2 separate regions of the Homo sapiens genome follow, and region 2 is linked to region 1. Evidence: read pairs that join two places in POLR2A ChIA-PET (ENCODE). Cell type or tissue: GM12878. All regions are shown on one strand. Links, peaks and the distances in the headings refer to the core of each region. The heading gives the core; the rest is flanking DNA.

Region 1 (2,912 bases), core at 234-2,733:
TCCTTCTGAAATTTATTTTAATAGAATACAAATGTTTTAGAAAAATTAAGCATAAGCTCTCCTTTGCTGCTATAAATTTACTCTCGCATGTGCGTATGAATAAGAATGTTCCTTTGAATGTTGTAGCAAAAGCTTCTAAACACTCCGAATGTCTGCCAGTTGGAGAGCTGTTAAATGGTGTAGAGTTCTCCCTACCGTGGGAGAGAACGCAGCTATGAAAAATCACAAGGAGTGTCTCAGTGCCGATGTGCCATCAGGAAGTGTCAAAAGTACAATGTAGGCAGTGTGGGTGGCATGCCACCATTTAAGAAAGGAAATGGAGAGGAGAACATAGCCCCATGAGTGCTTGAAAATGCACAGTGGACAGGCAACAAGAGCCCGTGCAGTGGTTGCCTCTGCAGAGGGGCACAGGAGACACTTATTATCCACTGTAAAAAGGTTTTATACCTGTTAAAATGGGAACCTAGGAATGTGTTATCTAGTGAAAGTGGTTGATAAGTTTAATATTTTCAAATAAAATAGAATGGGTCAGGTGTGGTGGCTCACACCTATAATCCCAGCACTTTGGGAGGCCAAGGCAGGAGGACCACTTGATCCAGGAGTTTGAGACCAGGCTGGACAACATAGCAAGATCCTATCTCTACAAAAAAAAAAAAAAAAAAAAGATTACCCAGGAATGATGGCACACCTGTAGTCCTAGCTACTTAGAAGGCTGAGGCAGGAGGATCGCTTGGGTGCAAGAGTTTGAGGCTGCGGTAAGCAATGATTGCACCATTGCAGTCCAGCCTGGGTGACAGACCTATCTCAGTCAATACATACATACATACATACACACACACATACATATGACATGCAGCAAATTTTCTCCCCTCCCCAAAGAAAAATAAAAGGTAGTGCCTGGGAGTAGGAGGGCTATGTCACCTTTCCTTGGAACAAGGTTCCGCTAGGAGGCATGCCATACCTTCAGGGTCCTGGGTAAGATGGAGACATCTGCCATCCTACCTTTTGCCTGTGGGGCCTGGTTCCTCCCCAGAATGGAGGCTTGGTCTGCACAGCCTTTCATGGTCCTTAGCCTTCCACCTGGGCCCTGAACTCCTCTTGGTGGGGGCCAAGCCTCATTCTCAGTATAGGTACTTAGTGCCTAGTACAGAGCCTGGCCCCAGTAGGCACCAGACTGTGCACGTGCACATGTGAGCTGAACTGGACACCAGAGCTCTTGAACTCACAGGTGTGACTGTGAGAAGAACTCACACTTGGAAACATCCACAGCTATGTCCCAAGGGTGCTGTCAGAGAGCTCTTGGCTTCACGCCATCACCTGGTTCTCAGTGATTGTCTATCATCTGCATGATCAGGCAGAGCCCGGCTGGCCAGCAGCTTGGCCTAGTGCTGCTCCCCAACCCTGGCTGGGCCTCATAAAGACCTGAGTCCCTTTGTGTAAAGCTGTGGAAAGAGACTCACTTATTTCTTTATTCAATTTTAAGTGTGCAAATAACATACCTATTTTCCCTTTAGAAAATCAGAGCAGTGTGTAGAAACTAAAATCGGCCTGTAATTCCAGCACTTTGGGAGGCTGAGGTGGGAGGATCCCTTGAGCCAGCAGTTCGAGTCCAGCCTGGGCAACATGGCACAACCCCATCTCTACAAAAAATAAAGAATTAGCTGGGCATGGATGGTGCATGCCTTTAGTCCCAGTAACTTGGGAGCCTGAGGTGAGAGGATCACTCGAGCCTGTGAGGCCGAGGCTGCAGTAAGCCATGATCGCTCCCCTGTACTCCAGCCTGGGTGACAGAGTGAGACCCTGTCTCAAAGAAAAAAAACAGAAAGAAAAAGAAACTAAAATCACCTTGGAGCTTCTTTTTCTACTCATCGTATGTTCTTGAGACTTGGCTCTCTTGAACTCTCTGGAAGGCGAATTCATTCCATGTCATTGCTCCTTGGTGTTACACAGAAGGAATAAACACATTTTAGTTAGGCTTTCCCTTCTTGCTGGAAAATTGACTCTTCACAGTCTTTTAGCCCACGCGTGTGAGTGTTTTTCTTGGGAACATACCAATTGCTAGGTCATAGAATGTGAAACTTTCGGTTTTAATAAATAATGCTAATTTGTCCTTCAAAACGGCTATGCTAATTTATTCTCCCACTAGCAGCTTTTGAGAAATGCCAGTTTCTCTGCATCCTCATTATACCTGATGTTATCAGACATGTTTATTCTTGCCAATCCTATGGGCAGAAGATGGTATTTTGAGTTGTTTCCTGATTTCCCATGAGGATGGCCGTGTGTGTGTGTGTGTGTGTGTGTGTGTGTGTGTGTGTGTGTGTGTGTGTTTATTGGCAATCCCCATTCCTGGCTGCCCCCTTCCCCTCATCTGTGAATGGCCTATGCAAATCCTTCACGTTTACTACTGTATCTTTGGCCTCTTAAATCATAGGGATAATTGATCTGATCATTGTCTTCTGATAATTTTCTTAATAGAATCCTAAGCCCCACCCCTGTAGAATTGGAGATTCGATGGGCAGTGAGATCTGGGGATGGTGGATGGATGACCAGGCAGTCTCATGTCACCTGTCAGCTGCACTGGCCTCTCCTTGCCATGGCCACTCCTGAGTGTCAGGCAGGGAGGCTGCCACATACCACGACAGAGCCGTCTGCCACCAAGTCCTTCCCATGGTACCTTAGCACTCAGCATACTCCTGCTGGCTCCCAAATGCATGCATGAAGCCTGCAGGCAGAGGCTTTAGAGGGTGGGCCGAGTTGGATTCCATTCAGCATTTCTCTCCTGGATTTCTCCTCAACCCAAGACCCCATGGCAGTCCCAAGGTGACTAGCCTGTGTCCCCCAGGGCTCCACAGCCAGGGTGTGGAGCAGCCGAGGACTGGGGCAGGGTACAGGAGTTCCCTAAAATGATACTG
Region 2 (2,912 bases), core at 313-2,812, 140 kb after region 1:
CATCCACTGTCCAACCACCCTGTCGAGTTTTCATCTGACCACTGTCACTATGTACTTGGAATGTTCCTTTTCCTTTATTTCATGTTTGGTTATTTACTGTCCAAGGCCCTGAATGTAAACTCTGTAAGCAGGGTTCAGACCCCTCTATTTTGTTCATTCCTGTATCCTTTCGGCTTAGATTAATGCCTGGCTGGGCGCAGTGGCTCACACCTATAGTCCCAGCATCTTGGGAGGCTGAGGTGAGAGGATCACTTGAGCCCAGGAGTTGGAGACTGGCCTAGACAACATAGGGAGACCCCATCTTGGCAAAAATAAATTAGCCAGACATGGTGGTGCATGCCTGTAGTCCCAGCTACTCAGGAGGCTCAGGTGGGAGGATCGCTTGAGTCCAGCAGGTCAAGGCTACAGGAGCTGTGATCACACCACTCCACTCCAGCCTGGGTAACAGAGTGAGACCCTATCTCTTAAAAAAAAAAAAAAAAAAGAAAGAAAGAAAAAGAAAAAGAGGAGGAAAAGGATAATGCCTGTAACGTAGGAGGTGCTCAGTCAGTGTTTGCTATATTAACCTCAACTATCATTATTGGCACCGCATCATTCAGAGATGTATTTAGCGCCTACTGCATGCTAAGTTGTGCGCTAAGCACTTTCTACCTATTATGTCATAGAAGAGGCTCAGTTCGCCGCTTCCTGGGATAATGACAGTACCTACTCATAAGGTTGGGAGGATCAAGTAGGCTGAGGCCTAGGAATATGCATTTTCACCAGATTCCTCCCTTATCCCATCCCCTCTCCCACTATTTAAGCAACCCATCCTGCGCTGGGCACAGTGATTCCTGCCTGTAATCCCAACACTCTGGGAGGCTGAGGTGGGAGGATCGCTTGAACCCAGGAGTTTGAGACCAGCCTGGGCAACATAGCGAGGCCCCCTCTCTACCAAAAACAAGAAAATTAGATGGGTGTGGTGGCTCACACCTGTAGTCCCAGCTACTCAGTCCCTGCGCTGAGGCGGGAGGATTGCTTGAACCCAGGAGTTTGATTCTGCAGTGACCTGTGATCTCGCCACTGCATTCCAGCCTAGGTGACAGAGCAAGACTCTGTCTTAAAAAAAAAAAGAAGAAGAAACCTGTCTTGTTGTTTAGAGTGGGATGGATTTGGTCCAAGTCCTGGCCATCACTTACGAGCTGTGTGACCTTGAGTAGGTGGCTGCACTTGTCTGAGCCTCCATTTCCTCATCTGGAAAACGGGGGCCAGAGTTTTCAGCTCAAGGGTGGCTTGGAGGCTGGTCACAGGCTGTCCCCACACCCACACACAGTCCTTGTCATTCCAAAGAGTGCCTCCTTTCCCATGGTGCCCGCCCCACACTGCCCTGGCTCACCCGCTCAGTGGGGAGGACACCTCCACTGCACCTGGGCCCCCAACTCAGTCTCTTGCACACACAAACCCTCCTCTCACTTTTCATTCTTGTAAATTGACGTCAGCGCTGCTGAATCATGAAGCTGAGGTTTGAGAGAGAGACAGAATCTGCACCACCCGGGAAGCCACATGGCGCTGGTGCGCGCGCACACACACAAACACACACACACACACACACACACACACAGCCTTTTCCCCCTTCAGTGATGCCTGCACACACTTTGTCACACGGGACGTGGGGTGCAGCTCCCAGGGCTTTAGGTCACTGTACCTATGTTAGTATGGATTTAAGTGACTCATAAAGGGAGGAAGGGGCCAGCTCTGGGAAGTGTGATCAGAGGGGGCCTTTACTCTTAGCTGTTCTGCTTCAAGTTCTGCAAGGGGAATGGGTTTGGATACCCAACACTTGCGTAAGGAAAATACGATTTTCATACTTTTTTCAAAGGAGGAAAAAAAACTGTAACATATTGCAAGCTACCTGCTAGCTGACCCCTCTTTTGAGGAGGACCTGTTTTCCCATCTGTAAAACGGGGATGTTCACAGTCCCTACATCGGAAGGCTGGGTGTGAGTTCAATGTTTTACACAGGTGATGCGGGACCTGGGAGCAGTTCCTGCACAGACAATGCTACATAGAAATATGAGCAGCTGCTATTATTACTGCAGCGGTTAGGTCCTCCGGTTGCCTAGTGGTACCCAGCCTCTGAAAAAGTCCTGAGTGGGTTTGCAAAACCTGGCTCCACCCCTTGTTGTGGTCCTGCTTTGCCTCTTGGAGCCCGTTTTCCCATCTGTAAAATGGGGCCAGCACAGCCACTGAGTGGTCACTAAGGGTCTGTGAGTATACTAGTATTACAACCAGATCCCCAAGCATTGCCATCTTGGATTTCTGTTTCTCCAGACACTGCCCACAGCAGGCAACAGACAGGAAAGAACAAGGACAGGACTTAATTAATCCACAGCAGAGAAGAAAGGGCAGGGGTGTGGCAAAAAAAAAAAAAGAAAAGAAAAGAAAAGAAAAGAAAAGAAAAAGCAAGATTTTTGGAGATAGAGACAAGACATCACCTCCTTCCCTCCCACTTCACCTTATTAAGGGATGAAATTGCCAAAGCTCTCTGAGATCCTAAATCTCTTCTGGCCATCCTTAAAGTCCTGGAGCCTACTTAATCCCCAAGACAGGCCTGGGCTGCTCTGACTCTCTGACCATCAAGTTAATTTTATGTTGTACTTTCAAGTCTGAAAAGTATTATTAAGCATTAGAACACTATTATATGTGTCTCCAAGGCTGAAGAGGGCCACTCTATCTTCTAAAGATGAAGTATGACGTGTCCACCAGGCTGCTTAACCCTAAATCTGAAAATGACTCAGTTCACCATGTGTTGAGTACAACCCTCAAGTTACCACCATGGCCCATGTGTCAGGCTGGCCAAAGACACAGAAGTTGCCAGAAACCCAGGTCCTGGACACTTTCTGGTGCTGTGGGCCAGCCCCACAAACGTCCTGG

The links. ChIA-PET counts read pairs that join two places held together with the same protein. Peaks named below come from ENCODE experiments on the same cell type or tissue, not always from the same donor. Only the 100,000 strongest peaks of a DNase experiment are listed, where the experiment ranks them.
Region 2: POLR2A ChIA-PET joins it to region 1 with 14 read pairs; 21 of 35 experiments call an interaction of 5 or more read pairs at or near these places.

Annotation. Positions count from the first base shown.
Region 1 is chr16:11,111,852-11,114,763 of GRCh38, forward strand. All of the region lies in intron 19 of CLEC16A (C-type lectin domain containing 16A), which reads left to right. Among named protein-coding and RNA genes, the nearest start is that of SOCS1, 140 kb to the right of the region's middle. RefSeq lists a silencer at 1,181-1,475 and an enhancer at 1,181-1,475. In GM12878, for the core only: no CTCF peak of the experiment used is centred there; a DNase peak (open chromatin) is centred at 1,300; H3K27ac peaks cover 1,606 bases.
Region 2 is chr16:11,250,694-11,253,605 of GRCh38, forward strand. The region is part of intron 1 of LOC105371082 (a long non-coding RNA gene); the gene reads left to right. Among named protein-coding and RNA genes, the nearest start is that of SOCS1, 4.1 kb to the right of the region's middle. RefSeq lists an enhancer at 911-990. In GM12878, for the core only: no CTCF peak of the experiment used is centred there; a DNase peak (open chromatin) is centred at 1,520; H3K4me3 peaks cover 1,231 bases; H3K27ac peaks cover 568 bases.